Linked DNA regions of Homo sapiens: region 2 is linked to region 1. Evidence: chromatin contacts called from ENCODE Hi-C or POLR2A ChIA-PET data. All regions are on one chromosome and are shown on one strand. The core of a region is the stretch at or near the end of the contact, and the rest is flanking DNA. Distances in the headings are between cores, read along the strand shown.

Region 1 (4,911 bases), core at 788-3,287:
ACTATATTCACAAAATCTCATTCCTATTTGACATTTCGAATACAGACAGTCCCTGACTTAGGATGGGTCAACTTGATTTTCTGACTTTACGATGGTACCCATACAACCATTGTTTTTCATTTCCACTACAGTATTCAAGAAATTATATGAGATATTCAACACTTTATTGTGAAGTAAGCTTTTGTGTTAGATAATTTTGCCCAACTATATACTAATGTAAGTGTTCTGAGCATGGTTAAGGTAGGCTGGGCTAAGCTTATGATACTGGGTAGGTTGGGTGTATTAAATGCATTTTTGACGTAAAGTATTTTCAACTTACGATGAGTTTAATCAGGACATTGTTCTAAGTGAGCTGAGAAGCATCTGTATCTGTTTTTCCACTTGGCTTTTAGGAAAATCAAATAATGCTTAAGAGGATTAATGTTCTTATTGTTAATTATAAAAAATGTTTATTCTCCTGTTAGTAAGCAATCTATACATTAAGGTCTTAATGTACAGTCTCCAGGAGGAGTGCAATAAGAGAAACTTGCTTTGTACAAGGGAGAAGACTAAAATACTAAAACATAATTGCTCTCACCATTCCACATCAAAATCAATATAGTTTTTCTTTGGAGGACTGGAAAAGTCCACATCTCAAAAAACTTCTCTGTTAAACATCAATTATAGCTTGATTTATCTGAAGGAAGACCTATGTAGAAGAAAGTAATTGAGAATGAAACATCAAAAGAAGTGGTTAGGCTCTTGACCAGCCACTAAACCAACTTAATCCATAATATAAGTGAGTTACTATGTTTTACCACTCCTTATCTTTAAAAAAAAAAAACAAAAAACAGAAAAATATATTCCTAGTTTAAATGATGGACCATGTCATCTCTCTCCATTCTCTAGCCTTTCATTTGCTTCTGTGGCAAAAGTAGCAAATTCTATCCATGGTTGTTTATATAACCAGGCAGTACTGATGAGGAGTTCTGAATGAGGAATGGAAGGATGAACAAACACGTAAATATGTAATAATGCAAATACAGTAAAATGATAATGGTAGAATCTTAGTGGTTGGGATTCAGGTAACCATGGCAGACTGCTTTCAATCTTGTTACGTGTTTGAAAGTGATCATAATAAAATGCTGAGGAAAAACTAAGAAATCCTTCTAGTAAATCACTCAGAAATCAAAGCTAAAATTGATATGAGACATTTTTAGTACCAGTAAATTTATTAACCACTATTTTAATGAGCATTCCATAAAGAAAAAATGTTCACTAATGACTGAGAATTTTGATGCATTAGAAAAGCAAGGGGTGTGGAGGTTCCTTTGGAAGAATACCTAAGAAACGCATGGCTTCTGGAGTGGAGAAAGGAAAACCAGGTAGGAGGAGTCTCACTTTTCACTGGGAGCCCTTTGTACTTTTAATTACATTCATCTATTACTTATCAAATTATTTTTAAAACTTAATATCCTTATTGTAAACTTGCTTGTCATTTTCTCATTTCAAACATGCACAAGGGATAACTGCATAACTTGCACAAAAAGCTTCTGGTAAATTACCAGTCTCAGGTTCAAGACATTTAGGCTTGTAGGAGACCAAGGGGAAAATGTATTACTCCTCTAAGCATGATTCTAGCACTACCATTCCCTAGTAACTCAGACAGATGCTGGTAAACAGGAAATGAACTAGACCAGGCATAAGGAGACCAGAGCCGAAAGGTATCATCAACTAGAAACGTGATCTTAATTTTCCTCACCTACACAATTAGGGAAATGGGTGAAATTATCTCAAATGAAAAGACTTTTCTAGCTCCAAAATTCTATCAGACTATAATTCCAATGAACAGGCTACAAATTCAATAATTAGTGAAGCACTGCAGGCATCAAAAGTGACTGCAATTCATGGTTGCTGGATTCTGAGTTCTGCGCACATTTCTAAGTCAGCATCAACTGACTAGAATCACAATTTCTGAAGAAGCAAAAAGCTGTATTTCACAATCTGCCAAGAGTTTGTTTAGTTTCTTTGTTCTAAGCTCCAGCTGGCAAAGACACTACTCAGATCACCAACTCTGAAGGGCTTCCTGCCAAAACTTCAGATCCCAGTTCTAGGCAGTTTCACTGTCCTTCAGGACTGATTACTGAATGGGGAAAGATAGGAGGGCACAATAACTGAAAAGACAGGATGAGCCTATAACTGGGAGAAGAACAAATCCAAAAGAGAAGATATAAAGTATACTCCAAATGAAGAACTCCTTAACATTATCTAAATACACAGCCAGTTAAATTTTACTAACCTTATGGCTGTAATTTCAAAACCAATCCATGTATCATTCATTCATTCATTCATTCAACAAACATGTATCAGACATGGTAAGTGTTGGGGAGGCCAAAAAAAGGTCCCTCTCCCTCCCTAGGGGCTCAAAGAAGCAGCTGAGAACACTAAATGGTATTTAGGTTGGTGCAAAAATAACTGCAGCTTTTGCCATTAAAATGGCATCAAAAGATATGAGCTTTTTGCACCAAAATAAATAACTTTTGCACCACATAGATAAGAGCTGTTATGGAAGATGCAAAAGGACTGTGTCTGCTGTGAAGATCAGAGATCTGTTCCCTGAGACAGCAACGTTTTGAGTTCATCAAGCTTGAAGGATGTCCAGGAAAAAAGTGGAGAAAGATGTTTCAGAAGAAACAGCATGTCAGCAAGATTGTGTGATGCTACACATGACGCTGGCTTTGATATGACTAAGTTGTACAATTTATGGAACAAGGAGAGAGTAAAAGGAGAGAAGGTGCAAGGGTACCAGATCACAACAGGCTTTATAATATAATGCCAAGGACTTTAAACTCAAATGGAAGACACTAAAGAATTTTCGACGATCAAATGATATAAGAATTCATCCTGAAGGCTGTAATGGGAAAATGATTTGAGAAAGGGAAACCAGTTAGAAAGTTAGTGAGAAGTGTGGGTGGAGTTCAAAATGGCTCTTGAGTAGTCAACCAAGTAGCAGTGCTGAAGTCAAAAGGAAAAGATGTAATTACCCAAGGACTAAGATAACCCTGTGGACAACCAAAGGAATTTGAGAAGAAGCAGACAATGAGGATACATGAAAACCAATGGAGCTAATACAAAACACTACTTACTGTCCAGAGAATACACCAAAGCTTAAGATCCCTCAATTTTTTAGATCAATACACCTCATTTATCTGACATCATAAAATAATAAAATTTCCACAAATCTTCAAGGAACACCCTTTCTTGATGACATGCAGTTCCCCATTAGGAAAACCAATAGTAAAGGTATTAAGAACACTCTGTGAACCCTCCAAGTTCCTTCTGTGAGCAAAGCTGCTACACTGAACGGCTTCTCATTCCTTCTGAACTCCAAAGTGTTTCTGTTTTGGTCTTTTTGGCTTTTTTCCATCCAAATTGAAAGCAAGATCATCTATGGAGATGAGGTTGAGCCAGGAACTTAAGGAGAAGGACAAGGTAGGTTTCAGTGAATAAAACAGATGACCCCTGCCCTTCAATGAAGTTTCAATTACATAATTTCAAATTGTGATCACTGCAACACAAATGAAGTACAAAGGGAATAGTGCTACATGTTAAAAGGTAAGGCAAAATATGTATATTTGGACTGATCTGATGGGCCGTCATTTAAATTCCCAAAATAGAAATGTCCAGGAGGTAGTAAAAAAGATCACTCTAAAATAAAATGAAGAAGGGTCCTAACGATATTCAGGGATTCAACAAACTTCATGAATAGAAGATAAAAATTCAGGAAACATAAGAATTAAAATAATGATCAAAATAAGAAGGCAGCAACCATAGGATAAAAGTCTCAATAGAAATTTAGTAAATTTAGCATCCAACACCCCACTGTATTCAACACTGGTTAAATTTACAAATGTATCACTGTGTCCATCCCTTGGTTAACAGTTTAGGAAACAAATGATGAGATGGATATGATTAGGAAATATTAGTCGGAAAGACAGACACAGTGAACCTGTAATTTTCTGGTTGATCAAAGCTGAAGGTCTGCTAAAAACATTAAGTTCACAGATAAGCTGCTACATTAGCTATAAAGTAAGAGTGAAAGAACATCAGCTTAAAAGTTACCATTATGTGTACATTAAATATTGAGAAAATCTCAGTAGGGACAGTTACAAATATTCTTGGAAACTTAAAATCTAGAGTGCTTTCAAGTTATCAAAAATAAAACTATTTTTAGGTATAGCATCTTCTAAAGGTTGAAGATAGATACAAAGATCTCTCACAATTTATTCAGGTAGACAGGAGGAGGAAGGGAATGGCATAGCAGAGATGAAGAGAGAGTGACAGTCCTCTGAGTATATCTTTTTGCATAACTCTCTTTCTTAGACCACAGTATTGTTTCATGACATTACCCTTCACAGATCAAAAAATTAAACTATTAAAACCAAAAAGACATGAGGGGAGGGGAGGAAATCAAAAACAGAATAAAGACAGTAACAAATGAACATAACTATATTACAGATGGAGAATGTAACCACACTAAAGAAGAGTTTAACTTTTCTATAAATCTAATATTTTAAAATAAAAAGTTTAAAAAAGTTATAATGGTATAGAAAAATGCAGAAAGATACCAATTTTGGAAAAAATATTTACGTACTCAGAAAAAAAACTTGGTTTCAGAGTTGTATATTTTAAGTTTTTATATATCCTACAATGAACACATGAATTTCATAATCCTTGAAAACTGGTAAACATCACATCTGAATTACGAAACAAAAAATGGGCAAAAGTGGCCAGGCATGGTGGCTCACACCTGTAATCCCAGCACTTTTGGAGGCTGAGGCAGGCAGATCATTTGAGGCCAGATGTTCAAGATCAGCCTGGCCAACCTGGTGAAACCCCGTCTCTACTAAAAATACAAAAATTAGCCAGGCA
Region 2 (4,911 bases), core at 809-3,308, 66 kb after region 1:
AGATTCCAGAAGAAGTAATGCAATCCCAAGTTCATCCTTCCTACTGTGGTCAAGGTTAAACCCCACACCCCACGATGTGACTGCTGAGGCGACTTATCAGTCCCTTGAAGCCAAATCAGACAGGCACCTTACAGACACCGCATCACCCGCTGCCCTGTTCCACCTGCCAAGGGTCTGTGCCTCCTCACTAGACTCCAGCATCTTGAAGGCAGAACGATATCCTTTCCCCTGTCTTTCTTTCTTTCTTTCTTTTTTTTTTTTTTTTTTTTTTTTTTTTTGAGACAGAGTCTCACTCTGTTGCCCAGGCTGGAGTGCAGTGGCGCGATCTCGGCTCACTGCAACCTCCACCTCCCTGGTTCAAGTGATTCTCCTGCCTCAGCCTCCCGAGTAGGTGGGATTATAAGTGCCCACCACCACGTCTGGCTAATTTTTTTGTATTTTTAGTACAGATGGGGTTTCACCATGTTGGCCAGACTCACCATGTTGGCCAGACTGGTCTCGAACTCCTGACCTCAGGCAATCCACCACCCCGCCCCCCACCGCCCAGCCTCCCAAAGTGCTGGGATTACAGGCGTGAGCCACTGTGCCTGTCCCTTTCCTCTTTCTAATATCACATTTATATAGCCCAGAGCAGAGGCTCAAAATAACATTAGATGGATGAACAAATAAATTACTGAATGTGTAAATCAGATAAACTAGCTAGCTAGAAGTACTAGTGGGCAGGTTAAAGACAGGATGGAATCATAGGTAAATGGTTAAGAAAAAAAAGAGAAAGGGATCCAAGAGTTTAGAATAGTTTTCTAATAAATTTAAGGTTAGTCCTGTGTGTAAAAACTATCTTTATATTAAGTATGCAAAATTATCTTATAATACACAGAGGAACCGGAGCAGACAATAATGAATGTCAGGCATTTAGCAAGCTGGGTTAGATTTGATGAAACCGAAAACTCTTAAGCTTGGAAACTAGCTTGTTAAATAACAATGTTCCTGTAAACAGGCAGGCTAGATTTATTGTGCCCCTGGGAAATTCTCTGGAATGAACACAGAAAATGCTTCTGTTGATTAGCCTTTTTAGCTTGCGGGTGAGTGTTGACCTAAAAGGGAAAGGCTTGCCCTCCAGATTTTACATAATGTGCCCTTATCAATTCCTGTCAGGAGAACTGTCCCTGCAGGGATGTTAGGAAGACTAACGATTCTGCCTCAGTAACACAACCTGTGCTCCCAGGAGCCTGCTGCGAAACAGCAGCTTATCTCTTACACCTGCTTATGGACTAGAAAGACCAATTTTAAACAGAGGGCCAATGCAAAGAGAAGAGAAGATAAAGGACATTAATAAAGCTAACAAGTTGATTGATATATTCAAAGAGAGGAAACCGAGGCCGAGCATGTGTGATCACTGGCCCAAGGTCACGAGGGAACTGGCGGCCAGCCCCAGGACACAGAGGGCTTCCCTCCTCCAGCCACCTCCTCAACGCTAGCTGGAGAGCAGGGAGGAGGCATTTCCCAGAGGCAAGCTCTGAATACTCCGCTGTGTTCTCACTGGACAAAGGAAAGGAAAGATACTCCTCTAAAGACGGCACTGAACACTCACTTAGAGACGGTAACAGAAGCCTCTGTCAGCAACTCAAGGCTCATTTAACCAACTTTTGGGATATTACCCACACAGTCCTAAAAACGTATGCAAAGCAGGAAGTGAGATAAAAGAGACCTCAAAAATTCTGAGAGTAACTATAAAATTAGACATATTAATAAACGTGCAAACGTTATAAAATGGGAAAATATATACAGTTGGTTTTTCCGGCTGTGGTAGCTAATCAAAAATGACATCTCCTTCCAGCTCCCCTCACTCCCACCATGCCCTCGTGGGCAAAACCTGCTATGATTTGCCCGTGTAGCCCCCTCTCTGTGAACGTAGGAGAAGCGAAGCCATTGGCTTTCTGAGACTTGCTCATCAGAAGCCTTGCTGCTGCCACCTGCGCCTCTGGGAAAGCTTGCCGTGGGAGAGGCGCAACCGCCTGGAGAGGCCTTCCTATGAGGAAGTGCGTTAGTCACGTAGGAGACGGCCCCAGCTGGCCCGGCCACCCAGCTGAGGCGCCAAGCTGCACGTGAAAAAGCCGTCTTGGGCATACAGCCCCACTGGGCATTCCCGTGAGTCCAGCCCTAACGTCATCGGACTGCAGCCCCAAGAGAGACCCGAGGGAGAACTGCCCACTCACAGAACCAAGAGGGAGAATGATCAACAATCCACAAAGTTTCTTGCAAAGCAACAGATAACTGAACCATTGGCTAGCCAAGCTGTACAAAAGCATTAAAATAGATTTATTGCCATAAGACATGAGAAGTATAAACAAAAAAAAGTTACTAAACAATTACAGAGCGCCTATGCCTCTTCTTTGAATGGAAGGCCTTAGAAATACTTCCATATTTTCTGAGGTATTTTGAAGGAGTACAGGTCTGAACACACAGCACACAGCTGTCAGAAGGAAGGCCAGGCATTTACACAGGGTGGGCTGTGGAAGAAGAAACCTCGTAGGCAGCGGGGGACACAATGGTGACTGCAGGAAGGCCTATGAGGCTGTCAGCTGGAAGACTCCTTGATACCATTTCATTACCAGTCCAAAACACAGTCAGCTCTGCTTGTTTTTTCTCTTACAAACTCTAGTATGCTGTAGGGTTAGAGAGGTACTTATATTGTAAGCATACATGTGCAAATAACTGTGCTAGATTATGTGGCAACCTGATTTTCCCTAGATTTGTCATCTTATATTTCAATCAGACATGATGATGAAGAGCCTTGAACTCAAATTCAAATTTAAAACAAAGATGAAAGCACAGACTAGAACAGAAAATCAAAAACACAATTCAAGGATAGTATAACAAAAACATATTTCAGATACTGAAGAAAGCTGGTCCTTTGCAATAGACCATGTTCCACGGAGGTCTGCCCTCTGACAAGCCGAGGGCCTTAAGGCACATAACCTCTTTGAGACTTGAGATCTTCAGAATTGTTTTGAAACTATTTCTTCATTGGGAAGAAAAAATGGTTCTGTGATCCTCAATGGTGGTGAAGTTCTAGGTAAGAGCTTTAAGCGAAACGATGGAAAAAAGCAAGAACTAGGAGCTGGTACGTTAGAAGCATCTACTGCATTCAAACCCTGCATTAGGCCCCTTCATACAAACCTCCTTTAGTCCTCGTCATGGCCCTGCACCAAGGGCTTGGTGTCCCCTCTTTGGAGAAGCCACCACACAGAAAGGTCCAGTCACCAGCAAGAGGTCGTGCGGCACGTCCACTCTGAGTGAGTCTCACAGGGGATCTCAAATGCCCTCTTTCACTCTGCAAGGTATTACCTGCACTGTGGGCTCAGCATTCCAGAGATACGCATGGGAATAGGGCCAGGTCCCTGCCTCCAAGAGCTGACAGAAGGCTGGAACAAACACACATGTGCACGCACCATTCATTTCCACAGAAAGTCATTTTTGGATTCAAAGCTGCGTTTGAAATGGGTCTTGCAGGATGAATGGGATTTCACAGATGAAAACTGGTAGAAGAAAACTGCATAGGCTCATGGATTCATTCAGCAAGCACACACACAAAGGCCTGCTGTGGGTGAAGGGCAAATTCTGTCCCTGAAGGGCAGAGTGAGTGCTGGGAGCTTCAAGCATTTCTTTTGAGGTCCGTTTAGCAAAAGAATTTCTTATTAAATAGACAACTCACTTTATATTTTGTCACATACACTAAACACTTGTGGGAAATTCTCTCTGCCATTCAGATTTTAAAAAATTGATTCTGGATATTAGCTGTTCCCAAATTCAAAGGCGACATCCCTCACAGCAAAAACCTAACACAGGTCCTGGAAACCGACAAGGCCCTGCTGCAGGAGCTCACACTCCTGCGGTCCCTACTCCCAGGGATCAAGCCTGGCTGCTACAACTCTGTGTGCAAGAGCAAACTGTTTCTTGTGATGAGTCAGTTTCTTTTTTGAATCAAAACAGAAATGTTAAGAAAATATGGAGAGCTATTCTTTTATGATCAAGACAATTTTTGCTATGCTTTATATTCTTTTACAGTTTCCTATTTTAATATTCTCATCTGGTAGATTTCAAGCACTGACCTCTCCCTTTCTTTCAACAAGGGTATAAGAAGACAGACTCCACTTGCTCAGACTAGGCATGGGGCTTTATGGCCTTTGGGATTTCTTAGGGGAGACTTGAGACTTGAGAGCTGGAGAACTGTCAAGCTAATGATGTACCCCTTTTCCTTGCCATTTCAACACGAACAGGTATTTCTCTCCAAATCTAGAAATCCTTCTGTAAATGGAACGGCAGATCATTATTTTGCATTTTGCTGAGAACAAGAAGTACGTGAGATATTGCACAAAGTACAGCATGAGGCATAGCTTTTACCCAACAGGCTCAAAACTCTAAATTAAAAGAAAACAAAGGGACAGAAAGAAAAGCAGTTTTCTTCTCTTCCACCTCCTCCTCCTCTCGCCTGAAATGTACCACCCACGGGGAGTTGCACAGCTTAGGGCTTAGGCAGAGATGATATTCCATGTACTTTTTCAGGTTTCCCATTTAAGGCTGTCACCACCATTAAGCCAAATGACAGTAACGGAGGTGCGGTCACATTAATAACATGAGGGCTGTTCTAGGGCAAGATAGGGCCTGCGTCATGGCTTCCTCTATCCCTGAGAAGGAGGGTGACAGAAGAGAACGCCTGCAGGGTGACAGTAAAGGAGTGTATCAGGGATGGGGTTGCAGAGCACTGTGCAGTCCCCACTGTGGGCTGTCGGAGTCAATCAGGCACTCGGCTCATTGGAACTTCTGTCCCCTCAGCAGTAAGGGCGGAGGGCAAACCTTGCAAACGACACATCTTAGTTGGAGGACATGATTGGGGCTGGCATCATCAAC

Evidence for each region. A loop is a pair of places that touch in the nucleus more often than their neighbours do. ChIA-PET counts read pairs that join two places held with the same protein, here RNA polymerase II (POLR2A). Pooled maps may share reads with other maps.
Region 2: a map of CD8-positive, alpha-beta T cell shows a loop between it and region 1 (2.0-fold over the local background). The contact joins two enhancer-like sites. A Hi-C loop is called at or near these places in 3 of 168 maps with a recorded cell type or tissue (CD8-positive, alpha-beta T cell, Panc1 and ascending aorta) and 2 of 50 pooled maps. POLR2A ChIA-PET finds 5 or more read pairs at or near these places in 4 of 52 experiments (BJ, H1, WTC11 and 1 more).

The regions. Positions count from the first base shown.
Region 1 is chr15:29,803,219-29,808,129 of GRCh38, forward strand. All of the region lies in intron 1 of TJP1 (tight junction protein 1), which reads right to left. Among named protein-coding and RNA genes, the nearest start is that of TJP1, 17 kb to the right of the region's middle. Within about 2 kb of position 2,038, at least 2 of the 41 ENCODE cell types and tissues checked have a DNase peak (open chromatin) inside an H3K27ac peak, as active enhancers do.
Region 2 is chr15:29,869,547-29,874,457 of GRCh38, forward strand. It overlaps a transcript of TJP1 not described here. Among named protein-coding and RNA genes, the nearest start is that of TJP1, 50 kb to the left of the region's middle. RefSeq lists enhancers at 2,860-3,361, 3,362-3,861. Within about 2 kb of position 2,059, at least 15 of the 41 ENCODE cell types and tissues checked have a DNase peak (open chromatin) inside an H3K27ac peak, as active enhancers do.